Linked DNA regions of Mus musculus: region 1 is linked to region 2. The links are chromatin loops, found by intact Hi-C in ENCODE. Cell type or tissue: left cerebral cortex. All regions are shown on one strand. Each heading gives the region's core, and the rest is flanking DNA. Links, peaks and the distances in the headings are about the cores only.

The links. Peaks named below come from ENCODE experiments on the same cell type or tissue, not always from the same donor. Only the 100,000 strongest peaks of a DNase experiment are listed, where the experiment ranks them.
Region 1: it touches region 2 in a loop (2.0-fold over the local background); 7 of 42 quality-filtered maps call a loop at or near these places.

Annotation. Positions count from the first base shown.
Region 1 is chr8:11,834,416-11,847,071 of GRCm38, reverse strand. Tex29 (testis expressed 29) reads right to left here and starts at 6,551. Exons shown (of 7, transcript NM_029326.1): 1 at 6,431-6,551; 2 at 6,096-6,190; 3 at 2,810-2,920. The coding sequence starts at 6,153. It overlaps Arhgef7 (Rho guanine nucleotide exchange factor (GEF7)), which reads right to left. Exons shown (of 22, transcript NM_001372321.1): 22 at 11,853-12,656. In left cerebral cortex, for the core only: no CTCF peak of the experiment used is centred there; DNase peaks (open chromatin) are centred at 2,963 and 5,364.
Region 2 is chr8:11,905,130-11,921,013 of GRCm38, reverse strand. No RefSeq gene overlaps it. Among named protein-coding and RNA genes, the nearest start is that of Tex29, 73 kb to the right of the region's middle. In left cerebral cortex, for the core only: no CTCF peak of the experiment used is centred there; DNase peaks (open chromatin) are centred at 5,845 and 7,318.

The DNA of each region.
Region 1 (12,656 bases), core at 466-8,465, 71 kb after region 2:
AAGCTTTGCCTGCAAAGCCGACACCATGTGGCTGATGCTGCCAGGTTCTTCTGCCAGCTCAAGCTGTACCACACACACACACACACACACACACACACACACCCTTGTACCATAGCTGTATCAGCTTGTGCGTGCTAACTCCGAGGAAAACATTTCCCTGGGCTGTTGCCTTTGAGGGAATCTATTTTAGACTTTCTTCTTTCAAATGAATTTGGATCTTTACTGCATTGCACCTCTAATGGGTGGGGCCTTCGTGACACCTTGGCTACTGTCCCAGTGCCACGAAGGTGTCTCCTGAGCCTCCGGAGTGACCTCTTTAGCCTTTAGTTCTGTCAGTACTGAGCTCAATGCTCTCTTGGCTCACAAGTTCCTCTGACAAACAAATCAGTTTTGTTTTGTTTTTTTTAAATGCAACTTTGCTCAAGTTCGTAGAACACAGAAACCCACAATCAATCAGAACGCAGAGAGCAAGTGACCACACAGCACTGAGCCCCAACCATGCCTTCTACAACACAAGTCCTCTACCCAAGGCTTAGAGATCATGGCAGGAAAGGAGGCATCAAAGGAACATGGTGACTGTCTCTCCTAGACATGTCAAAGTGACACCCATTGTCTTAGTCAGGGTTTCTATTCCTTCACAAAACACCATGGCCAAGAAGCAAGTTGGGGAGGAAAGGGTTTATTCAGCTTAACTTTCCACATTGCTGCTCATCACTGAAAGAAGTCAGGACTGGAACTCAAGCAGGTCAGGGAGCAAGAGCTGATGCAGAGGCCATGGAGGGATGTTCTTAACTGGCTTGCTTCCCCTGTCTTACTCAGCCTGCTCTCTTATAAAACCTAGACTACCAGCCCAGAGATGGTACCACCCACAAGGGGCCTTTCCCCTTTGATCACTAATTGAGAAAATAGCCCACAGCTGGATCTCATGGAGGCATTTCCTCAACTGAAGCTCCTTTCTCTGTGATAACTCCAGCTTGTGTCAAGTTGACACAAAACTAGCCAGTACACCCATGAAACCTCACCAAGGTGGCTACCTAAACATGCTCTGAACAGAGGCATTGCCACCAGACATGCTAATGTGGGTAACACCTCATGGGACCTGACCCTAGACAGAGAACCATAGCAGCTGAGGGATGGGAACACTGGGGAGAGGAATCATCTTCTCCAGGGGAGAATCCTCAAAGAACTCTCTAGTTCACAGTGGTCACTCTCAAGTCACATCCATGTATGTGACTCTACAGGCAATGACCACTTGTAGTTATATATCTAGGAATGTGTGTGTATGTCTGTATGTCTATGTGTGTGATAATAATTAAAGAAAAAGAGGTCATGAATTTGAAGAAAAGCAAGGGGCAACACGGGAGAGGCTGGAGGGAGGGAAGGGAAGGGGAAAGTTATATTTTAAAAATTTAAAACTGTTTTAAAAAATGAGTGCATGCTACTCTAAGAGAAAACCCAAATGTGGTTCCCAGCACCCAGATCAGAGGCATCCTCAGGACAGACAGTGTTAAAAGCTGTCTGACTCTGTGAATACACTAAGACCTATAGAACTGCGCACTTGGGGGTGGATGTTAGCATAAGCTCTGGGATCTATAGCCAGCACGGGGGGAAAAATGAATTTTATAGAATGACCATTTCTTCTAAATAGAAATTAAAAAGGCACCAGCTCTGATTGTTTCTGCCAGAAGGCAGAAATGGGTCCTGGTATGCAAGGGTCACTCCTCCCCTAGAGTGAGAAGGGCCCTGAGCCTTCTAAAGTCAATACCTAAAGAGCGTCCTTGTGCTAATGGTGTGTCTATTGTGACCTCTTGGGTCACTATCAGAGGCCTAAATGCCCAGTCTCCATGATGCTGACATAAGAAAGTGTGGGCCCTGTCTGTCTGTCTCCAGCTCTTCCTGGTGTGGTATGGCATATCCGGTAGGTAGGTCACATTGATCACTAATTCCCTGACTTCCAAAGCCACATACATACCCAGGGAAGGGAACAGAGTACTGTGTGGAAGAATTCACTCTACCTGGGGACTTAGTAAAAGGAACAAGAGGAAAGGAGGGGCCCAAGAACATTTAGCATTGTGCAGAGGGACAGGGGCTGGAGGCCAGCACAGCAAGGGTCCCCACCTACAGCGTGGCCAGTATGGTCTTTCCTGGCTTTGGAGTGTTTACCCCTGTTCTCTGATGGAAATTAAGGGTGGATGCATCCCACACAGCTTCCATAATTACCATTCTGAAAGTGAGGACATAAATGAGTCTCCAAGTGAAATTTAATGAAGGTTTGGAGGTGGTGCTTTAGAAAACCCTAGAAGTTCAGAAGGCCCAAGTCCTGACATGGGAAAACATGTCCATGGGCAGAATGGACACAACCCTTCACTACAACGACCTGGTTAGCTGCTTCTTTTGTTCTTTCCCACTCCTCACAGATACCTGGATGTCTAGAAATGGCTCATCAGGAGCAAGGCAGCCAGCCCTGCAGCTCCTTGGATAGCCCAGGCCTGATCTTAGTGTGGTGCTAAAATGACCTCAGGAGAAACCCAGTCATATCGTGTCCCTCGGCTGTCCCCACGGTCCTTGGCTAAGACACCACCAGCCCGGCCCAATCAGACTCTAGCTGGCTGCAGCCAGCAGCGCCCTGTCCAGCAGCTGTCTTGGAAGGGACGTTCTCACACCCAGTGTTCATAATCCCAGCCTTTTCCAGGAAGGACTGTGGTGAGAAACCCCTTCCACTCCGCACAGAGCAGAGGTATGTGAGGTTGTGCTGTGTGAGGTTGTGGTGACATAAACAGTGGACAAGGACCAGGGTTGGATCACTCACTGGGAACAGCTTTCTCGTAGCAGACGCCCCTGTAGAAACAGCAGTCGAGACTCCTGCAGCGCTCCCTGGTGACATTGTAGTCACAGATGTCATACAGAGGGATGTCACACACTGCAAGGCACAGACACAGCACTGACTTGGCAAAAAACAAGGCGGGCATGGGGGTGGGGTGCACTGGGAGTCTGCCAGATTGAACCGCGGGTCTGTTAATTCCATTATTCATTATGAGAATCCTGCTTTGAAACGAGGATGAGAATTAAATTTCTGAACAAAATAATATGAAGTTAATTACCGAGCATAATACAAGGGTGGCTGAGGATCAGGGTGATAAGGCAGTGACAAGCCAGGCACGGGCTCCCCCAGGCATCCAAGAGGGCTAACACGTGACGTGCCAGGGTGGCCAGGTCACTCTGTGCAATGTGCACACTGAGGTACAGTCTGAGCTCTAGCTAGCCCCGAGGGTTGAGCATTGCTCCTGAATTTAGAAGCTGAATCCAAAAGACAAAAGTTGGCACTGGAGAGATGGCTCCAAGGCTAAAGGTGAATATCTTGTAGGGACTCAAATTAGGTCCCCAACACTCAGGTAGGGAAGTTCACAATGGTCTCTCATGACAGGGTGGTTTAAGAGCTGGCTAGCCCATGCCTACTTGGCCTAGGAGACACTTGGCATCCATGGGTCCCTCCCAAGATGCTTTGTGAGAGACAGGCAGGAGACCAGGCAGAACAAGGGTCTGGAAGAACACTTAACAGGGCCGACGTGGACTAGCTGGGTTCTTCTCTGCCAGGTGTCCTAGCAGCCTCTGTGCCTCCATGTGGGTAGACGGCAGGCTCTGTTCTGCTCTGGGTTGATCTATTATGTAAAGCAGTGGCAAAGCTCTTCAGGCTTTGCCCTGCCCCGAGAGACTTCACGTTGAGGATGAAGGAAGACTGTGAATCTGGGTGAACGGCAGCACCAGGTGACAGGAGCTACCCAGGTGGGACTTAACTCTAAAAGTAGAAAGGATACTGTCCTGTACATTTTTCAAAAATAAATGAGATGTGTCCATGGTGTTACATGCACAGACTATGGGAAGATATCAGGATAAAAGCGATATCAGGATGTATGGATGCTCTTAAGATCAGACCAAGAGCTTGCTGGACACACCACAGGGAAGGTGTAACTCCCTCACCTGGACCATTCAAGGACACCTCACACTGTGGTAGCAGCAGAATCACTGACCTGTTTCCTGGCCACCCCAGTGTGCATCTGGACCAACAGAGAACTCCCAGCGGTCTCAGGGGCTTTGTCTCGGTTGGGTGCCGACCGATGATGTCATCTCAGTTGTCAGTGCACCGTTCAGTGTCACCTTTCGCTGTTCCAGTCTCCACCATACCTTGTGCCCGCAGCTCAACTCTGCTGCTGTAGCTCAACTCTATCCCGACCCCAAGCCTCTGTATCTCTATCAGCAGCCCCAGATTCTGCTCTTGTCCCTCTTTGGAAGTCCTTGAACTCTCCTGAGCCCTGTGTAGCCCTGTGTTGCCCCCCTCTGTTTGTATATATATCTTACACACATATATGTACACATATATAATCAGTATATATTAATGTATGTTATATTAATATATTTATTATTTATATATAATTTATTGTATAATTAATAAAATTAATGTTATATATAATAAATATTAACATATCATATAATATATTCACAGAGGTGTTTTACTGTGTGATGTGTGATCTGAAGACTGATATTAATAGTTACAACTGAACTTTAAGAACCTGTGCTCAGTTGGCTGAGAAAGTGAATGTGCCAGACCAAGTCTGCCAACAAAGCTGTTGAAATGTGAATGCATTGTTATCCAAAAAATCCCAACACTGTAGAAAGAAAACATAGCTTCACCTCTCTACATTTTCCCAACAAGCCTTTGAGGCTCAAAGGAACAATAGGAGTGTGGTCCCTGTCATTTACCGTGGAGGCAAAGCATAGGTCCACAGCTTGGGAACACCAGGAAATCTGGACACCAAGCGGGGATCATTTCATGCCCCAGGGCTACAGCTCAACAGTCCCTAGATACGTTATGCACCCCTAAAACAGCCTCCTGCCCCAAGACACAGCTTACCTGTATCCTGTGGTCTCCTCTCAGCTGCCCCCTGAAACCTGCAGTGGGGTGTCCCAGCTCCAAGCTTAGGTTTTCAGGGCCAGTGTCCAACAGCTCCCAGGAACCTCTTGCAGAGGTAGGTAGGTACTGATCCCACCCCATGAAGACAGTTCCCCAGGGCTCCTAGCTGTAGATGGAGACCAAGAGGCTGCACACAAGGACCTTAAGGACAGAGTTTTTCCACCCTTTGTTATAGCTACTGCTCTCCCAGTGGGAGACGACAGAGCCACTGGATCCCAGCCAAACATACAGAGCAGCCGCTCTGATTTGGCCCAGTAGTTTCTGCTGCTCTCTGTGGCTCCAGTCTGCCTACATCTCCGGCATGGCTTCCTTGTTCTGAATCAGATATCGCAATCGGTCCTTTTAAGAGTCTTTGGCCTGTGGAGGTGTCTGGCCCCAGCATGACCTAATGCCTCCCCAACCCCACCGTGGCTGAGCCTCCCCTCCCACTCCCAGCCTCGAGGGAGAAGTTGGCTTTCTTTCAGGGAATCCCATAGAAACACGCCTGGCCTGCCTTCCAAGGGAGACAAACAAAAGATGAACACATTTCTTCTCTGCTTCTCCATGTCATATGGCATAATAGCAATGCATAAATACATGCACCATTGAGGAGAGAAAAAAAAGGAAGTTTCAAACAGTGAGATTTGGGAGGGAAGGTGACAGTCCCCAGTGGTCTGAGGCTCCTCCTGCGAAGCACGCAATTCTAGAAGGTTTTCCTGCCTGACTTAAAGTAAATGCAATTATACCATGCACAGTCAACGTGCCTTTGAGAAAATCATATTTTTGCACGACTTCCACACCCAGGGTCAAGTGTCTAATGCCTGCTTACATACCTAGTGGGGAGGAGAAGCGTGCTCCTTGTTGTAAAAAAGAACGTATTCTATAAAAGCCACTTCCGAGAGATGAGAGCTTTAAAGTGACTGAAGAGTATAACCAACCAAAAGCCCTGGGACTCCCTGTTGTTTCTTGAGCTAGTGTGAGAAATCCCAAGGGGCTGCTCTGTAATGGCTCAAGACTCAGAGATCTCAAGGTGGCTCCATGGGGTAACCTGGAAACACACGTCCCTGCTTTCCTTGATCAGATAAGCCAGACGGCACGACAGCCAAACTCTCCATGCAAACAGCCCCAAGAGTCTCTTCCATGTTACCTGCAAACTTCTTCAGGAGATGTGGTGGGGACCTCTTGATTTCTTTGGTGTCTTTCATGGTAGCAGCTGGCGGGGGATACAGGGATCAAATATGCCTGGAAGACAGGAAACCTCAGCACAGGGAGTACAGGAGTTGTACACTTAAAAGATAGCTTAGGCCACCTCAGCACACAGGGACCTCCGAGTATTCACACCTGAAGACAGGTCAGTCAGGACACCTCAGCACAGGGTGGCAGTGTGGCCATCTTTGGGGCGTTTTGTACGGGTACTAGAGAATTAACAGGCCAAACTTTGAGGGCTTCTCCTGGCCTCAGGGTGGAGGGGTAGTCACCAACCTGTCCATCAGTTCCAGAACTGAGGTCTGTGCACTGCCTCTCTGGTAGCCTCTAAGAAGGAACAATGTTTTGGTTAAGCCACGAACTGGCTACCTCAGCTTCTTGTCTACGGCTCACAAGTAGCTGGAGGTCAGGGTGGACAGAAGGAAACCAGTCCCTGCTTATTGTGACATCATTTTGAAGCTCAAGGTCATAAAAGGGTTACACAGCACCTCATTCTATGGACTGGGTATGGAGAGAGGGGGCCAAGCACACTAATGGGCTGGGGAAATCTCCCCTGTGTAAGGTACTGTTCTGAAGCCTCAAGTTAGAATCCAAGTTGCTCCTTCCTGAAAGCGTGGTGAGCTTGGGAGCAGGATCATATATTTAAATTTCGCCATGTGACTTTTGTTTTCTGGGAGTGTTTTCGCAAACACTACTAGGGTGCAACCATGAACAAAACAAGGTCCCCTCTATCCACAGGAGAAGGAACAAGGCCCTGTGAGTCCTATGCCTCCATCCTCAGAGTGGGCCCCTTCTGCTTATCACAGTGCAAGCATGCCCTTGGAAGGGGGCTGTGACAGTGACAACCTTCCTTTTGCTCCTTGCTGGAAACTGCCATATGTTTCAGTATTTTCCAGGTGTTGCAAGAATCCCAAGTAGGTCAGGGCTGGGAAGTGAGCTGCTGGAGATGGTCCCCTTTCTAACTGCAATGCTCTGTGGGGACCCTCCCTGAGGTACACCACTGAAGGCCAGCACAAGGCTCTGGAGCCTGCGGAGGCCGCAGTGCTCTCAGCTCTTGCTAATGTAGATGCAGTATTTCATTAACTTGGTTTTATTTGTAAACAAATGTGGTTGGCATTTAATAACCAAGAGGATGTGTATAAGAAGCAGCTCTTGCAAACATGGCAACTTTTACAGAAATAAAAGCTGGTGGCTGCATAATATGAAGGAAATTAATTATCCTGGGAGCTACTGCTCCCTGGGGTGAAGCTGTTTATCAGCCATCACTGAGGCAGCAAGCACAGCCAGGTGTGGAGGAACTGGCCGCTGTCTTGCATGTGGAGGGTGGGGAAACCAGGGACTGCCTAGCAAGGCTCCCTTGCTCTCAGTTTTTCCAATCCGCCAAGAGCAGAACCCTGCCACAGGGCAGAACTGAGCTGCAGGAACACCTGGGCTCGGCAGAGGCAGGGACCCAGGTCCCAAACAGCCCAGGGCTCAGGTCCCCAGTGAGTTCCGAGGGAAGGTGTGTGCATGCTCCCAGCCCACAGTGCCACGGCCAGAACCAAGAAACTGGGCCCACAGAGCACCTTTGAGTCATTACTCAGACCAGGTCTGGGTCGTCTCCCGTGTCTGCCCTTTGATGGAGACCCCTTGATGCCAGTATTGACCAGTATTAACATCTTCACAAGGTTCTTACACAGTCTTGCTAATTTCCACCCCCTCACAATCTGCAGAACTTCTTTGAGATGTAGAACAGAAACAAACAAGTCCAGGGCTTCCTAAGCATGGCAGGAGACAGGTGAGAAGTCAGCACCCTCGTACTCTGGGACCTCAACCATTCCCACTGTCATCTGTTTCAACCGCCATGGCTTCAACACCCTCCGATCTAAAGGTCTTCATCTTTCACTTTATTTCTATTTAATACTTTTCGTTATTAATAAAAATCGACTATCTTGCTCCTGGCCTATTGAAAACTGATCTCTAGACAAATATTCTATCTTGCACCATGGTTTCGAACACACGTTTATATTTTTTACACAAACACTATCGTTGGCAGCGGTGAGTGTTCCAGTGGGGTTTCTGTGACCTGTGCACCCTCTTTCTGCCTTCACTTCCCAGGCGGACACTGGGTCAGTGGTGAATGAGACCCCTCTTCTAGTCAGAGAAGCTCGCCTTTCCGTGGTCACTAGTGTGCTACCTGTTGACAGTAAGCCCTAAGCCCCAGAAGACAACCAACCACATATCCGTTACACAATCTGCAAAGCCGAGGGCCTGGTTAGAGCAGTGAAGAGCTGGAATGATACAGCTCTACATCCAAACAATCCAGAGTTGGCCTTAGCCCTGCAACAGCCATTCATCACCCTACTTCTGGGTTAGACCTAACATTTACCTTAACAGGTGAAGCCTGTTAAAATGTATCAATATACCATTAGCATCCACACAGCCAAGAGCTAAGGATGTAATTTCATAGCATCTGAAACCTACTATGAAACTCCCCTGTTGCTCCGTGCATGCCCCCACCAGGGTATCACTAAAGGTATTAAAGTGTGAATGTCATTTGATTTGTGACTGTGGGTGTCCGTGCAACTGTTCCTGGTCACTCCGATTTGTTTCGTGTGATGGGAGCTGATACTTATGTCTCCTGTGACCCCAACAGTTCCCAGAAGATGAGGGAGTGTCCAGACCACAGCTATGTTAAGCAGTGCACCTGCTTGATGCTTACCTAGCCATTACAGGGCCTCCCTTCTACACACCTGCCCTCAGGATTTCCAAAACAGCAGAAAGTAACTTAGAGCAGAGAACTGTCCCCATTTAAGGAGTGCCTAAGGGGGTGAATTCTGTTAAAGGTACCTTGAGGCCTGGCCTGTGACTGGCCACAACACAGGCCAGTGCAAACCTTCCCCAACAGCACCCTGAAAGAAAAGCTAAAAAGGAAATGCTTTTAGAAGAGAATGATGCACCAGCTAGCCTGCCCCTCACCCACAGGTCCCTTCTGGGAGGTAGCAACAGCAGGCCCCAACTATATTATTGGGAATTTCCACAAAGCAATCGACCGCTACTGTCGATGACAGAGGTGGGGAGTGGCAAGGGCAGGGGGAAGGGACGAAAGGACATGAGGATGGGCTGGGGCAGAGTTGAGACCAGGGATTCTCGGGAACAGAGGTTCCCAGTGTTGCTTCAGGGTCAGGTGCTGGGAACCAGCCAGAATAGGAAATGCAGACAGACGGATGGACGGACACACTGAGAAATGAGAAAAGCCAGGTTGGGGGCAAGGAAGTGGGGAATTCAGGCAGATTCAGAGTATGTAACAATCGGGGGCTGCTGTGCAGAAGCGTCTCTGTCGCACGCTATGGATACTGGCGTCCAGAGCTGTCTGAGTCCTGTCCAGAAAGGATGGCACTCCACCTGCATCTCAGAATATAAGATGTTAAAAGTGTTTGATCCATTTTGAGTTCTCTGAGCAGGTAAGACATAACTGGAGTGTAAGTTGCTCATCTGTGTTCCCTGCTGTATGATCCACAGTAACAAAGTGAAGGAACCAATCTAGGTGTCCTTAGCAGAGGAAGGAAGGAAGACAACATGCCATGTCTGCACAGCCATAAAGGAGCAGCTATGTCACTGGCAGGAAGACGCTGGAGACTAGCATGTTAGTGGACAGGACCCCAAGAGACAAACAGGCTGTTTTTTCCTCTCACATGTGCAACCAAGGTTACCTGTGTGTACACACATTAGTTATATCAAGACACAGGAGAGGGGCTGGAGAGATGGCTCAGCACCGACTGCTCTTCTGGAGGTCCTGAGTTCAAATCCCAGCAACCCCATGTTGGCTCACAACCATCTATAATGAGATCTGATGCCCTCTTCTGGGGTGTCTGAAAACAGCTACAGTGTACTTACATATAATAAATAAATAAATCTAAGAAGAAAAACAAAAGTCAGAGGAGAGATGATTTGGGGAGAAGACTGGCAGTTGGAGGAAGAGGGTGAAGACACAACGAAAATACCAGTGTGAGAGCCATGGTCTCATAAAACACTAATAAAAACAAAAGGGCACATCCACACAGGAAGCCAAAGGCTCCCCGCACTTGGGGACCAGGATAGGAGTGCTGGCCATGGCTTTCAACACCCCTGGACCTGGGCTGGGACACACACAGTGACCCTTAGACAGGTCTACACTGCAACCCAAGCTCCTGTCCTCCAGGGACAGTCCGAGCCACCCTGCCTGGAGAGCAATGGTCTGAGTGGCTGTCCTGCTTCTTATCAGCTCACCAGCTGGCTGCCATCAGGAGCGGACAGCGAGCAGCAGGAAGCCCGTGGGGCAGTCAGGGATGGGGCAGGTAGGACAGGAGGGGACAGGAATGGGGGATAGGAGGGGTGGGTGGGAAAGCAGCAGGCCCTGGCTGTGAAGGTAGCAGCTCCTTCACAGCACACACTGAAGTTGAGTGGGACTGAGGGTCCGAGAAGCCTCATGTCCTGCCTGCCATTCCGCATCACCAGACTCACAAGCTTCCAGACACTGTGGTTGTGCTGAGCAGCAGCTCTGTCTTGTAAGCCACTTACCCTCCATGACCTGACAGGGAAGACTAGGTACAGAGCAGGGTCTATGGCTCTGAGAAACCTGCAGGCCATGGGAACACTACATTAATGATTTCCACTAAGCTTCCAGCCCATTTACTTGGTGTATGCTCTTCTGGAGCCCCCAACTTTGCTACTGAGATTCCCCAAACCACGTTAGAATCTGGCCCTGGGGGCTGGAGAGAACAGCCTGTCTATGCCAACCCTAAGAAACGCCCGTGTGCTTTTGAGGCCTGAGGCTTGAGAGGCCGTGCAAGGACTGACTGCAGACCCACAGCTGCCTTTTCCCTTAGAGGGATGAGTGCTGCACTTGGTGACCAATCTGTGAGAACTGCCCAGGTACGGACGGGAGCCAGATAGGGACAAATCACAGTGCCTGTGTAGCCCACAGCATGGCAGCCCAGGTACCCTTTCACATGGCTGCCCTGGCAACCGACAGCACCGTCCGCCAGAGCCGAGTCCTGCACTGCCTTAGAGCCCTTCCAGACAGGGCACTCTCACTGCAAGAGCTGCGTGCCCCAAAGCCAGCTCACGCTCCTGACTCACTGGGCTTGGGCTGAGGTCCACCTCAACCCCCGCGCGTGGGGTGGGTGTTTGGCCTACATCTGTATCCACTGCTTGCAGGAGCTCTGGATGACCAAAGAGCAATCTGGTAGAAGATGCTGCAGTCCATAAAGCATTGAGGCACAAAGGTGTGTGTGTGTGTGTGTGTGTGTGTGTGTGTGTGTGTCTGTCTGTCTGTCTGTCTCAAACCTAGGAAGGCCTGCTACTGCCGTGTCTCTGAAATCTGGTACGAACTTCCTAACGGGACTCGGGACCAGCTCCTGACCAGGCAGAGCTGATTGAACAGCAGCAGTAATTTTCTTTTGTAGAGATCCCAGATTCCTTCAGAGCACTGCCTTTTGTTTTAATCCAGAAAATGGCCCACATCTTACCAGCAGTTGTTATTCCAATTTAATGGGAGTGGGAGGAGGGTGAAATTCGGGAGAGAAACTACTCCTAGAACTTCTGTTTCCCACTCTTACCATCCTTAAATGCTCCCAGATTTCAACAGTATTTCCCTGCATTGAACACATCAGGATTTCAAACCTGATAAGCCAAGACATGCACATGGAGACCGTCTCAAGGAAGATGAAGCAACACGTTTTGTGAGATAAGAAAAATAAGGAGTTTAATAATTGCAAGGGTGTAGCACACACACACTGAGCAGTCGACCCCGGTGCGGTCTCCTGTCGTGTCCCAGGAAAGTGGGGGTTGGCATGAAGTGCACAGGGCGCATGGGCAGCAGCTGGAGGAGAACAGTGGAGTTTCGGACGCTGCTACACCGCAGCATGGTTCAGAACGGAAAGTGCTTCACATCTACACGACAGGAAATGGCTTGATTCCCCCGCATCCCTTACAGAACACAGAGGACTTAGGAGTTGGTGAGAGGCGCCCTGTGCTGTTGGTATCAAAGCTCCCCGCGCAGACACGCAGGAGAGAGAAGTGGGTGTGTACACCAGGGCCGGTTTTAAAAAGAACTGCTCTTGGGTGCAGATTCTCGCTCCCTGGAGAGCCTGGAAGACACTGGATCCTCAGAGAGACAAGGCGGCGTGCTGACAGCCTAACCACCCTGTCCAGGGTAGGGATGCTGGGAACATGAATACTCATGGAACACTCCAAGCGAATCATTAAGGCAGGTCTGAAAGGAATTGTCCTGGGGCACGGACGGCAACCTCGGCGGTGGCAAGGACACTGGCGAACATGGTCTTTGCTTCCTGTTGATGGAGGGGCTGCCCAGCAACCCCAGGCCCCTGTGCCAGCAGTGGAGTTGCAAGGAGTGTTGTTCCTGAGTTGAGACCTGCTGTGACAGCAAACACACTGCCTTTTGCTGCAGTGTCTTCTGGGTCAGCAGAGTGCTTGGAAAACAGGGCTTACCAAAAGGAAAGGAACAGCTCAGCTTTTCTCA
Region 2 (15,884 bases), core at 3,210-11,209:
ACACAGAAAGACAAATGCACGGCCTTGACATGCTCAGAGCCTTTGATCTAACCAGGGCTGTTCACACTTTGCCTTTCACTGTTCACACGGTGCCTTTTCACCCAAGAAACTTCTGTGCAACCCCAGATATGCAGGTGTATAAAAGAGGCACACAAGTCAAACAGTCCCTGAAAGTATGCCGTAAGAAACCTCAATTAGGACAGTTCCTTGGTATACATGTAATTTAGCCATTTATTGAAGATGAAAGCAAATTTGCATACTGATAGATTAATGTCTTTCTGTTTGCCCAACACAATCCAGCCCAAGGATAAACTGACTTGATGAGAATCGCAGGTTGAGGAACATCACTAGAAAATCGCTGCCTTTATTTCCCATAATTAAACATATGTTTATACAGAAGCAGAAGAGCGCAAACATGCAGCAATACTCACAGCATACGGTCGTCATGAACGTGACCTGAGCTGCTGCAGGCAGCATGGATGTCAGGGTGATGTCATGGCAGAACAAGTGTGTGTGTGTGTGTGTGTGTGTGTGTGTGTGTGTGTGTGTGTGTGTATGTGTGTGTGTATGTGTTGTGTATTCAGAACCCAGGCTGCAGTGAGGTCCCAGGATGCAACACAGGTGTGCAACACAGGTGACCAACACAGGTGAGCAACACAGGTGTGCAACACAGGTGTGCAACACAGGTGACCAACACAGGTGACCAACACAGGTGTGCAACACAGGTGACCAACACAGGTGAGCAACACAGGTGTGTGCTACCAGGAATACCTTGGATCCATTTTCACATTTGGTCTGAGAAATAATTTTTGGTACTTTCTCATTTAAAAACCTTTACTGTTGGCAAATGTTTAGTGACGCCTCATTCAGTTACTATATGAGAGTCGTGACCTACAACTGAAGGAGCTTTTATCTAGCCTGGGGTTGAGCCAAGCACAGAGTGTGCATTACAGTGGGGCACTGAGTGTTGTGTGCAGTGTGAAGAACACTACACTGAGCAGAGCCAGGGAGAATGTGTGGATACAATCACTGTGAAGGCAGAACACACATGGAAGGCTATTCACACATGGAACTGTCATGAGCTGAGTACCACAACATACATGGAAGGCAGTTCACATGTGGAACTGTCATGAGCCAAGTACCCTATGTAGTGAAGAGTAAAATTTCAGATAGAGGTCACAGAGTCTTGTCCCAAATAAAGTCACCAAGCACCCATCTGTCACTTCTTCAGAGGCCGTGAGTGTGGACCTCCTAGAGCTGGCTCCTTGGAGTGGAGCTTCTGGCCTTTTTCAGGGGCCAGACAGTGAGGATAAGAACTCTTTATGGCCCTCGATCAGCTCTAGGCTGTGGATAGGCTGCGCCTGGCCACAGCTAACAGAAGGGAGCCCAAGGCTTACTGCCTTGATCCCATGGGGGTGGATCTGTAGTCTGTTCTAGATGATTTGTCTCTCCAGGTACGGACAAGACCCTTGGCCACCAAGTACAGCCAGTCTCCCTCCCTGGGTGGGTCCAGCTGAGTCCTTGTGACCACCAAGGGCTCTGGTGACGGTCTGAGGCTACAGCATCTCTTGAAGGCTCTGCTTGCTGCCAACTCGGCCATCAGATCAGAGCCGCACAGATCCAAACTTTCCTCTGGTTCCCTCCCCCATGAAGTCCCAGGAAAATGGATTCTGGCTGGCAAGTTTTCAGCAAGAATCAGCTACCCCTTCCCTCCTCAAATGGTTTCAGTGCTGGCGAGTAAGCTAGATTAATACATTGAATCCAAGCTGTTTGATAAGAAAGAGACTCCTGATTTCAAAGATGTCAACACAAGCGGTGAAGTTCGTATTAGGACGCATGGTGCCCCGCACTCCCAAAAGCCACCACTTGAGTACCGAGTGCTGTCTGTGGTTCTGATGAAACAGCCTGGCACATTTACACCTCATCTCAACCAGGGTTCCATGTCACTTTATCCCCAGTGTCAACCAAGGGCTCAGTTGATTGCTAGGACATAGGCTGATAGTAAGGCAGGGGTATGTCCAGGGACTTAATGACCCTATCATGTGTCTCCACATCCATGAAGGGATGGCCACTCAAGGATCATGCTATGTCTCACTTCTGCATCTCCTTACTGAGCAACAATGTCTGTCCATTTGTGAAGTTCAGCAAATGCCATCTGAGGACCAAGCCTTAGTGAGAATGGAGAAGCTGTGACTCAGATGAATTTAAGCCAGGAAGAACGTGGGGTGGAGATACAGTCCAGGAATCACAGGTTATTTGTCCTTGGATCTGAGAACTGGTCGCTGCTATGACCCCCACATTCATAACCTACTGCTCTGGTACACACACACACACACACACACACACACACACACACCCGCCCCAGTGGGTGATGACCCAGGCTCCGTGTTCTAAGATGGAGACCTTGTAGCACATTACAGCACCCAGGACCTAGGATTCTCCACACAGATAAGGACCCCTTTCTGGAGCTGTCCTGGGTATCTCCTGGATTTATTTCAGCTGCTTACGATGAAGACAAGACTAAGATTCACATGGCAAAAATGGGGGACAATGTAGGTCCAGGCCAGCTGGCTTCAGGGTCAAAGTCCTACGTGGAGGTTCTGAAAGGCAAGACCAGGCTAAGACAAGAGACAAAGTCTTCACTGCCTGCTTGTTTCAGCGGTGGGGGACACCGCTGCTCACTCACCAGCCCCATGCTAGCTGTGCATGTGTTGATAACTGCCAGGTGCTTCATGGTGCTGCAGGCCAAGGCACTGCCATGAAAACATGCATGTGAGGGGTTAAATAAGTCTGGGACTCAGAGAAAATAACTTGTTCTTAACATGAGGGCCCAGGAAGCACCTAGTATGGGGAATGGGGAACGAGGTGACTCCTGAAAGAGCCATCAACAAAACTCAAAAGAAGGAAGAAGGCCACGCTGTCACGCAAAGGCAATGACTGCTTTGAGAGAAAATGACCCAGGGTGAAGAGGTAACCACACTGCAGACACAGACCCAAGGAGGAAATCACATCTAATAACAACAGTGCTAAGTGTTGCCTGCTGTGGGTGCTGTGAGGTCTTCTCTAGTTAAGTCTTTTCCCCCATAAACATAGATGTCCAACTCTTTGCTATAAACCAAGAATGACAACAAAGATACTTATAACAGAGCCCAACTTCAGTTGTTTTTAAGCAAAATAACAGGAAAGGTGGTATATATTCTAAGTGCATTAATGCATTCATTTACATTAGGTTAGATGTCAAAATTACCCAAAACATAATTTCATCAGTCCTGATGTTTTTGCTTTCAGTGACTAAACAGCACAGAACAATGAGTACATCCCAGAATTTACCTTGTCTCAGGTGTCGTAAGTCACTAGAGAAGACCAAAAGCATGCAGAATTCATGTGGAGGTCACATGCAAACAACACACCAGTCAGTAGCAGGGACTCAGCATCCACAGATTTTGACATCTTCAGGGGACCTGGAACCCATTCCATAAGTGCCGGTCCCCATTGGAGCCAGGGTCCAGCATTTTCCAGGCCAACAGACTGGGTAATACAATGACTTGTACTATCTTTAAAGATGTCTTCAGTGTACAGCAACACTGAGGGGAAACGATAATTACTAATCCCAACTATTGCCCCTAGAAATGAGTACGGTCATGAGGCATCCAACAACCATCACAGGAAACCTCAAAGATGATACTTGATAATTAGTCTCCACATTGAAATGCAGGGCAGAGCCACACGTGTGGACACACACCTATAATGGTAGCACGTGGGTGGGAGAGGACCTCAGTGAGCTCAAGGCCAAACTGGTCTACACAGCGAGTCTCAAGCCAGCCAAGCAAGCAAGCAAGCTCATGCACATGCACACAAACATGAGCACACATACACACACATTGCACACATATGCACACATTGTACGCATACGCACACATGCACGAATGCACACACATGCACAAACACATGAGCACACACATGCACAGGTGCACGGGCACACACTTGCACATACATGCACACACTGCACACACATGCTCATGCACAGATGCACATGCAGATACACATCAGTTGTCTCTAAAACGATTAAAAACACCCTTTGGACTAAATACTTTCTCCCAGGGGCCAAGATTTTTGATGGAACGGTTGTATTCCAAAAATACCACTTTTAACTTTCAAAAAGAAGTGCTATGTTAAGCATTGGTCCGATACCTCCCATAGATACAGGAGTCGCTTTCTCGTGCTTTCTAGATAAGTCCTGATGTAGAGCACTCTCACAAACTGTTGAGATAAAGCATTCCTGTCTGTGCCTAGCCTCCAGGAAAGCTCTGCCCCTCAGGAAGGCTGCAGAAAGCTCCAGCCAGCCATGGAGCAAGGTGAGTGTGAAAGGCCTTTGCACCCACCAGCATCACAGTCAATGCTAAAGTGAAAGAAATCAGCTTCTACATCAGCGTCGAAGCCACCTACAGCCTTGCAGCATCCTTGTCCTAACAAGGTAAGCACAGATCTGTAGACAAGAGGAGGAGCAAGGGCGGGGTCAGGAGGGGAGGGAAAGAAGGAAGGATGGGAGGGCCGATGCCACTATGTCCATACTGACCTTAGTGTAAAGTCTTAACTTTACACTTAACTCCTAACAAAAGGTCAGCCTACAGGACTGAGGCAACATCAGTTAGCTGGATGAGACTGTCATAAAGCACACACACACACTTCTCTCTATGGATTTTTCTGCCCACTACCTCCTCAATTCTCTAGCCACTCCCCCCCCGCCAAGTCACTACAGGAAACTAAACCAGTGGACCCTTACCTGTCAGAAATAGCCAAGTGATCTAGGCAAGTCTATGTCCCCTTTAAGAGTGTTAGTAGTAGACCTACTATGTGGCCAAAGATCACAGGACAGGACCCCACATGGACAGTGCCACCACTGCGGACTACTGGTCCCCAGAGCATGAGGTAGATTGTACCCTGATTGGCTGCAGTCACTGGGTGTCGGGGAAAGTGAAGCTCTAGCCAGGGACAAGTGCAACGTATTCACGCAGGATCATGGTGGGTACAGAGCCTGGAACCTCTCAAGTTCTAAAAGATGTGAACACCTAGCGCCCTGCCTGTCAGCGGGCACCCCGACTTCCATGTTCTCAAGCCATTCTAGTACACTCTCAAGTCCTCCCTGTCTGCAAGGAGCCCTTCCCGTGGAACAGCCCAGCCAGCAGCACCTTCTGCGGGCCGCATTGGAGGGGCTTCCCACAGCACACCCGAGGGGCAGACTGGGGCAAGGACACCACTCTGGACTGAAGGACTGACTCAGCAGGAGTGGACCTGCATTTGACTGGAGCGGAAGCTCAGAGATAACCCACTTGCTTAGAATGTGTGAAGCCCTGGTCTCATTCCATCCCAGCACCAGAGATGGTAGCAGAAATTTTAGTAGCAACAATACCATACCCATCTTCCTGGAAGACTCACTTCCCACTGGGAAGCCATCTTCAACACCTCATCTGAAGGACCATAGAATTGAGATGTCCTCTCTCCTAAGGATTCCTGGGGGCGGGGCGCGGCAGAGCTGGGGGGCGGGAGGCGGTGTCGGTATGTGAAGATCCGCACCAGCGCATGCTGCGGGACCCTACCACTGAAGGATGGACTGCCTCTGAGGAATGTATCAAGGGACACTTGGACATCCAGAAGTGGACAGGAGACTGGGGGTGTGGCTCTATGATGGAGGCTGCCTGACATGAGCAAAGCCCTGGCTTCCATCTTAGCACTGGGGGGTCCAGAAGAGGGAAGAAAAGAAATCGCCAAGTCTTCAAGACAGAAGAGTGAGCACAGCTGTTTTTCTCTGCTTAGGAACTAGAGAAAAGCTTGGGCTTCCGGCCAGGGCCCTCCAAGTCACGTGATCTTTCCCAGACACTGCCACTGAGGCTCCAGGGCTGCCCACCTGGCCTCTGCCACGGCACTCAGCTGTCCCTACCAGACAGAAATTGCCCTGAACCCCCTCTGCGTCAAGACAGGCGGACATCAGATGAAAGACCACCCGAGTACAAGATGAAGAAATCACAATTTCCATGTAGAGACTAAGTAACGGTTTTCTCTGACTAAAACCAGTTTTCTGTTGTTCCTCTGGGAAACAGCACAGTGAACTTTCCTTTATAGTTTCCATTACACCACCCTGAAAGGTAATTCTGACAGTTAGCAATCCTGCCTTTCACAGCACAAGAATAAAGCTCCGAGCCTGCGGCTTTGCCAGCGGGAACTGGGAGGGGGAGGGGGCGTTGACAAAGTGCAGAATGAAAGCCAAAAGAATTCTGGGTTTTCTCCCCCAAAATGAACTTGAGATAAATTCAAAATCAGACCGTATGAAGGGGATTGTGGCGCTGAAAAGCCCAGAATCACGAGAGCAGCAGGATAAGATGCAAACAATTAGAACCTTTATTGCTGAAAGACTTTGATGAAAGTAATATTGGTTAAGATTTGAAAACACAGAGGTGTGTTAAGTACGGCATAAAAACAACCTTGTGTTAACTAATTGGATAATGACACATGTTACCACAACTGTCAGCTTCCACTGCGCCTTTAAAAGTTCCGTTTATCAAGCATGTAATTTCATTGTTAAAACACCCAAACCGCACAGAGGTGCCCGATAGCCAGGGTGAACCCAGCGCACATCCCTTATGTATCTGCGAACAAGCAAAGCCCTCCTGCTCTCTGTCCCGGCATGGGGTGGAGGCAGGCTCACCCCTGGCTGATCCAGCTCCTGTGGAAACTGTCAAAGTTTCTTGTCTTAAAACTGCACAGCCACAGCATGGCTCTCAAGTCAATGTCTCCAATTTATAATTCAAGAATGGAGTTAAGAGACCTTAGGCTGAACCAGAAAGAAAATATATATATATATATATATCATTCCTGGTTCCTAGGGAGGCTCAGAAAAAGGTGACGCAGGGTAACACCCGAAACAGTAGCTATGAAATCGCCAACCTGTGTTCCCTCTGCGGCTGGGGACACTCTGTCTGGTCCCACTGCCACCCTCCCGTCCCACCTCAAGCTGAGTTCTTTTACTCTTTCTTGTTTGTCCACTGAGCCTAACTCAAAGCCAAAAATTAAAACAGCAACCAAAAAGTAGTTTCCAAGTGGCAGAGGTCTCTGTGGAACGACTGCTCTTCCTGAGGCTCACAGCCTCACAAGACGGCTGCATGCAATTATGCTCTGAATGCCACGGTCCCAGTAACAGAGAGAAAATGACCTCAAAAGAAAGCTCCCCTTTATCTGGCTGCCCTGGACCTGCTGCTGGGTCCAAGAACACTGTGTCTGTTTCCACAACCCAAGGTACAGACGAGTGTGTCACACAGTCTTACAATCACCAAAACACAACTTTCTGCCAACTTGAGTATCCAAGTCTGGACCGCCCACATCCTGCATCCAGAAAGACATCTCCAGGACAGTAAAAGCTCCTTCCCTCCCCCGCTCCCCAAACTTCCAAGTCTAGTCCAGCAAACACAGGTCTCATAAGGAAATCTGCTCCCAACATCACTGGGTCTCTAAGGACCAGATCTAGGCTGTAAGAGCAAACACTTCCAGGGGACAGCAGGCACAACCCTGGAGTCCCCTCAAGAGGTCTCACCCAGAGCAACTCAATTACACAACAGCCTTGACCCACCTCTGATCTGGGTTCACAGCTAGGTATGTTCCCCTTCGGTGACCAGTGTCTGACCCCACCCTCAGTACATCACACACCCACATCATGGCTGAGCACCAGAACGTCTTCTCAAGACTCCAGAGGAACCAGCCACCTTACCTGGTACCCTGTCCAGGTGCCGGCCTGTGCCTGCCTGTGGACTCCTCCATCCCTGTCAAGGCAGGGCTGCTCCTTCAGAAAGCAGGTTGCCAACTACAGCCTCCTCGTCGGCAGCCTTCGCAGTGATGAGCACAGCTTGGGACCGTCCACAATTAACCAAATACCGTGTGGTCGCAGCGAATCAGCCACGGGAACCGGCACACGGATAGAGAGCAAAGGAGGCTTTCAGAGGGACTCAGAGGTGCCGTCCCTGAATGCTACATTTCTTCTTCAAGATCGTTCCAGCCAGCCCCTTCTGCTATTTTTACTGTACCATAATGCACTAGGTCTGGCTTTTACCCTATTGAAAGAACATGAATATATTATTATCCACACAAAAGAGCAGGTTATTGTTTATGAATTACCAGCCTTCCCAGCAACAAAGCCTATTTTCATAAGAAAACTCAATTTCATTTTAGCTCCAATTTGATTACCAGCTGAAGAAAGGAAGCTCTGCTCCCAACCCTCAAAGGGTTTTTATTCATACCATTGAATGGGCTTTATTGCTTCCTTTTCAAAACTGACGTAGAAAGCTTTTAGAGTAAAACATTGACAAAAAATTATTGCGCTGCTATTTTGTGCAACAGCAGAGCTGAGGAGGGCAGTGATTTCTCAGCCATCCTTCACGGTACTTCAGAATGGTGCGGGCTGGAATTAATGACAGGGAAGGGAGAGGAGGCACGCTAAGGTCTCACAATGCGCGTCAAATCTAAATGATCACCATACATTGAAAAGCCCCCAAAACGCCCAGGCTGACTGATTCACGGCTTTCACCAGAAAGACAGGCTTGAAGAGTTTATTGCACCACAATTTGCTCCGGAATTATCATAAAAATGAATGTGGAGGCTGAATGTCACCCCAGCATGCTCCAAAAACAGACACCCGGGGACAAAGTTCATGCGGGAATTACAGCCACACTCGCAGGCTGCCAGGGTCAGGGTGCAGGGTGTGTCGGGAGGTTGAGTGGCAGTTATCTGGCTTCCCTCAGCCAGGCTCACCCAGGGCACTGGAGAGAACACTCCTGCCACATCAAGTGTTTCCATTTACCGAAGCTTAAAGTAAAAGAAGCTATAGCTGTGAACAGCAAATAGCAGTCCACCTGGGCTGCAAGACTGGGTGCGGAAAAGCTCTTGGCTTGTTTGTTTTCCTTGCGCAAGGGAGAAGGAAGTTTGTGGGAACTCAAGTGCTCCCTGGAACAGTATAGGGGCAAATGTTTAAATGATATGGATAGTTATTGTTAAAATGGCTCGCGCCCCATGCGCATACTTTTCCTTTCATTAAAACGGGAGCAATAATGGCTAAGCTCATGGGGTTGCCAAAGAAACCTGCACTTGATATTATGCAAATAGAGCCTATGGTAAAATAACTTGATGCTCGGGCCGACAGCCAGCCCGTTCCAGTGGTGTCAGGCAAGATCAGACTGTTGGGCCGGCGAGGGCTGTCAAGGCCTCCACCCATCAGTCAAGTGTGATCGTCACAGTTTCCTGGTAATGTTTATGTGCTTTTAAAAGAAATAAAACTCATCAGAGCAAAGAAGCTGGACCAGTTCTCTGATAGGAGGCTGTCCTCTGCTGTCTTCAAACAAACCTAACCAGAGACAGGTGAGTCAGCCCTTTCCCAGAGCCCAAGCAGGTAGGGTAAGTTGCCTCAACTTGGCCCAGATGGCTTTGAACTCAACCCACATCACCTGCCCCAGTGAGTGTCCTATACACTCTGGGGCTTCCTTTGGGAGATCAGTTACCAGAGTAGCTCATGTGGTGTGGAAGACAGTGTGTTCCTTGATCCACGCTCTGTGTGTTCCTTGACCTACATTGTGTGTGTTTCTTGACCAACATTGTATGTGCTCCTTGATCTACACTGAATGACTTCACATCCCTGAAGCCACTATCAGTGACTTCCCTTCCCAGCTCTGCGATGGCCACTGGTCATGGCCACCAACCTGACCTCGGCAGCGTCAAGAATAATGTTGTTTAGACACTAGCCTGCGTGGATGCTCCACACACTTCCAGCATGGGGCGTTCATCGCTGGTGTGATGGTACAGGCCACATGGCTAAAGTCAAACTGACTTGGCTTGGGCTGTCGGCTCTGTACTCGCAGCCTATTCCATGTTGGAAAAGGTGGAGTCTGCAGTGAAACCATCACGGACCATCATCACTCATCCAGCGAAGCCCAGGCATTGATCCCAGGAGAAAATTATCTGGTCATGTTTTTGACAACTGACTAAATCCAAGACCTTGGCTTGTTTCTTTTAGGTGGTGTGGGTTTCTCCACACAGAACCACAGCTGCATCTCCAGAAACCACACTGAACAAAGTTCACCTCACACGTGTGTTCTCCACCAGGCATATCGTGGCCTTCCTGCGTGTGGGACACCAGGCTGCATGGTCACAGAGCAAGCTGCAGGGAGCAGAGACCTCTTCCTGCTCGGCTAGAATAGCTCCCTGGACACTGCTCAGATTCTTCGCCACTCCAAGCAGACCTGCAAGAAGCCACAGAGGCATGATATTAATTTAGGGGCTAGAGATTAATTTTGGCAAGCTAGTGAGTTCACAAGTACATAACCCATGAGTTCTAGTGGCAGCCTGTTTTCTGCTTGCAGCTGTCTGTTGTTGCATCTAGAGTGGTGCTCTAGGGTGAACAATGGCCCAAGTTCACATGTCAGAACCCAGAGCCCAATGAGATATCTTTGGAGACAGGGCCTTTGGGAGTCACTGGGGTTAGATGAGGTCGTAACAGTAGGTTCTCATTCCTTAGGATTGTGGTCTTGAGGAGAGGAAGAGAAAGTTCACCCATTAACGACACAGTAAAAAGGTGGCCATCACAGACTAGATGAGCTCACTCCCAGAGTGTTTGGAAATCGCTGCGGCTGTTTAAGCACAAGAGTGTGGTGCTCTGCCTGGGAGACTTGGAGGTAGAGGGAGGGGAGAGGGGAGAATAGAGGTCCATGCCCCTCACCAATGACCACCAAACCCCTGACACCTGTCAGGGCATCACCAAGAGCAGCACAGAGCTGGCCAGAGCCAGCCAGAGCAGGTCAGAGCTGGCCAGAGCATGCAGCACTGCAGACTTTGAGATATGAGCATGAAATCTGGCTGAGCAATTCATGGGCCAGCCAGCGCTCTAAGACAGGAGAAATCCGGTGTGTTGAAGCAGATTGCAGATGTTGACCCAGCCAGGAGCCCATGAATTCAAAACTAGGTTTATCTTTTAAAAGATATTAATGTTAAAAAGATAAGATGCTAGTAAGATATTAGTGCCAGACCTCACTTCCGTTTTCTAGCATCTTAAAGTCAGCTCACAGAGCCTTGCTGCTCTCTTCCTGCTTCTCATCCACATATAGGATGCTCCGGCCTGTGGTGGCTTCTGCCCAGACTTCCTGGATTTGGAAGCAAAGACACAAAAGCATTGCCGGGCAAGAAAAGAACGGATCCTGTAAGGGGAACCATTTTCATGTTGAACTAGTGATTAAAGAACCTGGGTTCCAGAAAGCCAATGTGACCTCCCAGGACTTCACAATCATAACCCCGCCCCTGTGCTCCACAAACTGGGAAAAGCAGCTTCCCTAGAGCAAAGCTTTGTGCAGATTCTCAGAGACTGAGAAGACACAAGAGTCCTAGTGTGGCGAGCACCAGACTTTCCACAACCCATGCTGAGGGGACACAGCACCCAGTGGGCAAGCAGCAAAACTTTACAATGCTACATCCAACATGGCAGCAAGTCTAGCTTTCCCAGATGCCCATGACCCTCATTTCCTCAACAGTGACAGAAGGAGCTCCGCCTTGTAGCAGGTGGCAGAGTTGGCTTCCAGGCACCACAGAAGATGGACAGGACCAGTAAAAGGAGATGAGTCCACACTGCCCCTCCCCCAAATACCAAATATGGAAACTGGCCAAAGCTTGCTTGTCTCCTAGGCAGCCTTGGTGTGGGTCAGCAGGGGGTGGTACTGTCTGGGCTTAGGAGCAAGCACAACTCGACTGTGTCTTCTCACCATGTTCTTTCAGTTCATTTTGTCTGTTATGCTGTCCTGAGAACCCTACAGACCTCAGGTCATTAGACCTACGGCCCTGGGCTATGTCACCATCACTGTCTTGGCTCATGAGAGATACAGGGCACAGGACAGCTACATGACATTCCACAGTGGATACTGCAGAGAAGATTCACAGGGCTAGCTGCCCCACAGCCCCTTGAGTTCAGACTCTGGTTCAACATGATCACCACTCTGCTTGCACACAAACACCGTATCTGAACACAAGTGATTGCTCAGACACTGTCTATCCCCTTTCCATGGTCCATCAGCACGGCATGCCCTTGAGATCTCTAGTCACCAGCCTCTTCCAGACTTGGAAAGGCTACCCAGAGTCCCTCAGGCCCTGTGGTTGGAGTGGCCAAGCTGTTGGAGCGCAGGCCCAGCTACCACCAGAAGTGAGCGCAGCTGTCTGAGATGGGCCATGATTCTGAGAGTCCTGCAGGTGTTGGCCCAGGCCATGCAGAAAAAAACAAAGGGAAAGGAAAGGAAAGGAAAGGAAAGGAAAGGAAAGGAAAGGAAAGGAAAGGAAAGGAAAGGAAAGGAAAGGAAGAAAGACAGACGGGGGAGGGAGGGAGAGAGGAGAGAGAGGGAGGGAGGGAGGGAGGGAGGGAGGGAGGGAGGGAGGGAGGAAGGAAGGAAGGAAGGCAGGCAGACAGGAGGGAGGGAGAAGGAAGAGAAAGAAAGAAAGAAAGAAAGAAAGAAAGAAAGAAAGAAAGAAAGAAAGAAAGAAGGGGAAAGGGAAGGAAAGGAAAGAAACGGGAAAGGGAAAGGAAAGGAAAGGAAAGGAAAGGAAAGGAAAGGAAAGGAAAGGAAAGGAAAGGAAAGGAAAGGAAAGGAAGAAAGGCAGACAGGGGAGGGAGGGAGAGAGGAGAGAGAGGGAGGGAAGGAGGGAGGAAGGAAGGAAGGAAGGAAGGAAGGAAGGAAGGAAGGCAGGCAGGCAGACAGGAGGGAGGGAGGGAGGTAGAAGAGAAAGAAAGAAAGAAAGAAAGAAAGAAAGAAAGAAAGAAAGAAGGGGAAAGGGAAGGAAAGGAAAGAAACGGGAAAGGGAAAGGAAAGGAAAGGAAAGGAAAGGAAAGGAAAGGAAAGGAAAGGAAAGGAAAGGAAAGGAAGAAAGACAGACAGGGGAGGGAGGGAGAGAGGAGAGAGAGGGAGGGAGGGAGGGAGGGAGGAAGGAAGGAAGGAAGGAAGGAAGGAAGGAAGGCAGGCAGACAGGAGGGAGGGAGGGAGGTAGAAGAGAAAGAAAGAAAGAAAGAAAGAAAGAAAGAAAGAAAGAAAGAAAGAAAGAAAGAAAGAAAGAAGGGGAAAGGGAAGGAAAGGAAAGAAAAGGAAAAGGAAAGGAAAAAGGAAAAAGGGAAAGGGAAAGGGAAAGGGAAAGGGAAAGGGAAAGGGAAAGGGAAAGGGAAAGGAAAGGAAAGGAAAGGAAAGGAAAGGAAAGGAGAAAGGTGTGAGCATATCAAAGAGGTAAAGATTTGGAAACACAAAGCCAAAGAAATTAAAGGCCAAATGAAAGTAAACTTTGAGGTGTTCGAGAAAGGAATGCACACAGTGTAAGCGAGACAGAGCACAAACACATTCAATGCACATCTAAATGTGTGTGTGTGTGTGTGTGTGTGTGTGTGTGCGCGTGCGCGCGCGCACGCGCGCGCGCATGTGCATGCACATATGTGGAGATCAGAGGACAATTCAAGGACATCTGTTCTCTCCTTCCACCTTGTTGAGACAGGTTCTTTTTTGTTTCCATATATTCCAGGTTAGCTGGCCCACAAACCTCCAGAGAGTTCTCCTGTTTCTACCTCTCCTCTCACACGGGAATGCTGGGGTTAAAGATGCCTTCCAACACACCTGACTTTTTAATGTTTTCCAAGAATGGAACGCAGGTCATCAGGCTTGAATGGTGGACATATTTATCCACTGAACAATCTCACCACTCCAAAATGCTCTTCCAGTGGGAGTAGGGTTTTTCCTGACACCAGAGACAGGTGAGCCCATATCCCCAGTGACCTGATTTCCCTTCCAGAAAGTAAAAAGCCAAGATCACCCTGGACTCAAGAAAAATCACACCATGTTAGCCAGTGTGGAAATGCCTGCAACTCTGTAATGGTGTTCATTTTGATTACAAACCTATAGGTACCACACACACACACACACAGCACACAGTGCTTAGAAAGCAGCAGAAGTACCCTATACAAGGCAAAAGCAAGGAGATAAATAATATTACAGAAGGTATTTTAACATGAAGGTTTGGCTTTTGAGGGGTATCACATGTCAAAGACAAAGTCCCTTCACAATGCAGAAACAGAGTGACCATCATGGGTCAAAGAATTCTAAAGAGGGATGAGAGGGGGAGCTCAGAACCCTACCCAGACCATAGTGAGCGTCCCCAGCAGGAGGAGCACCCTGGGAGGTGTGCTGGTTTGAATGAGGCTGTCCTCCATATGCTCAAATGTTTAAATAGTTGGTCCCCAACTAATGGAAAGATTAGGAGGTGTGACACTTGGTACGGGTTTTGAGGTTTCAAAAGCTCACAGCAAGCCTCTCTCTCTCTCCCTCTCTCTCTCTCTCTCTCTCTCTCTCTCTCTCTCTCTCTGCCTGCAACTTGCAGATCAGATGTGAGCTCTCAGCTACTGTTGCAGTACCTGCCTGCCTGCCTGTCTGCTGCCACACCCCACACCACGATGATAAGGGACTAACCCTCTGAAACTGTAAGCCAGGCCCCAATTCAATGCTTCCTATTATAAGTCGCCTTGATCATGGTGTCTCCTCACAATAGAGTAGTGACTAAGATAGAAGCATTTAAAGATGACAGACTGAGAGGAGGCCTCCTACATAAGAGGGTAGGAGAAGGCCACAGAGTCCTCCTGTTACAGGGCTCAGAGATTATCAGAAAGCTATTGTCATTGCAGGCTAGGTCCAACCCAAAGAAGGACCTCAGCTAAGTCCCTATCCCCCTGGACTTTTGTCTATCACTGAGTCATTAAGGCCTGACCTTCCTCTCAGCTCTCTGTGTGAGCTCAGATGATAGGAAGCACATATCTCTGCCTGGGACCACATCCCATCCATGATCCTGTGTCTCTCCTTCCCAGGCTCTTCCTGAAGCTCAACTGCACAATCACAACTCTAAGTCCCAGGCAGAGGCCCCCCAACAGAGCATGCCACTCTCTGACTGAGGGGCACAGCGGCTATGGTGGCCATTCCTCCCACCTCCGTGCTGGGACATAGCAGAGTCCTGAAAATGAACATGGCAGCAGCATGTCCAAATGACTGGGCACATGGGGAGGGGGGGGGGGATAGGAACCCTACCTGCAGCTGGAGCTCGTCATCTGCAGAGGGACAATATGCAGTGGGGTGGGGGGAGAAGCAGCACAGCAGTTGTCCCCAAGAATCCCAACATGACATCCTGGCCGCCCTGCCTTCACTACAGTGGAGGCAACCAGGCAGCTGTAACAGGAGAAGTATTAACAGCCACTTAACGTGGGCACTGTTTAACCAGAGTCAAGACATCGGAGTTAAGCAGGGTCCCTGAGAATCCTGGTATTCTAGCTGTCTCCCTGTAGCAGCTAACACTATGGTCCTGGGTTTGTGGCAGCAGAGGACTGTGACGTTGGCTATGATCATGCCAGGTGGGAATCTTCAGATATTCTAACACCTGGCACCGCTGCCCTCAGTGACAGCCACACAGGGATGAGTCAGGAAACCAGGCAATCCACCCGCTCCTCCCCCATGACCATTCCAAGTATAAGCTCAGATCTAACTGTGATCCTGTCTGGCCCAATTTGCTCAGCCAGGCTTCAACTGCCTCGCAATCAGGGGCCAGAAGACAGTCGGCTGCTTCTGGAGGAGACTGGGACTCAGCTAAAACCTGGGCCCAGGTGGCTCAGCCCCACCTAGCTCGTGGTGTTGTACTCCATGGTCAGTAGCAGGACTGCAGAAGGGAGGAGGGGATGCCCTGGGCTGGACTAAGACGGCTGCAGCTCTATCACATTGTCAGACAATGACAGCGACCAAGAAGCGAGGGCTGGACATACAGACCCAACTTTCATGGCTCAAACCAAAAGAGGG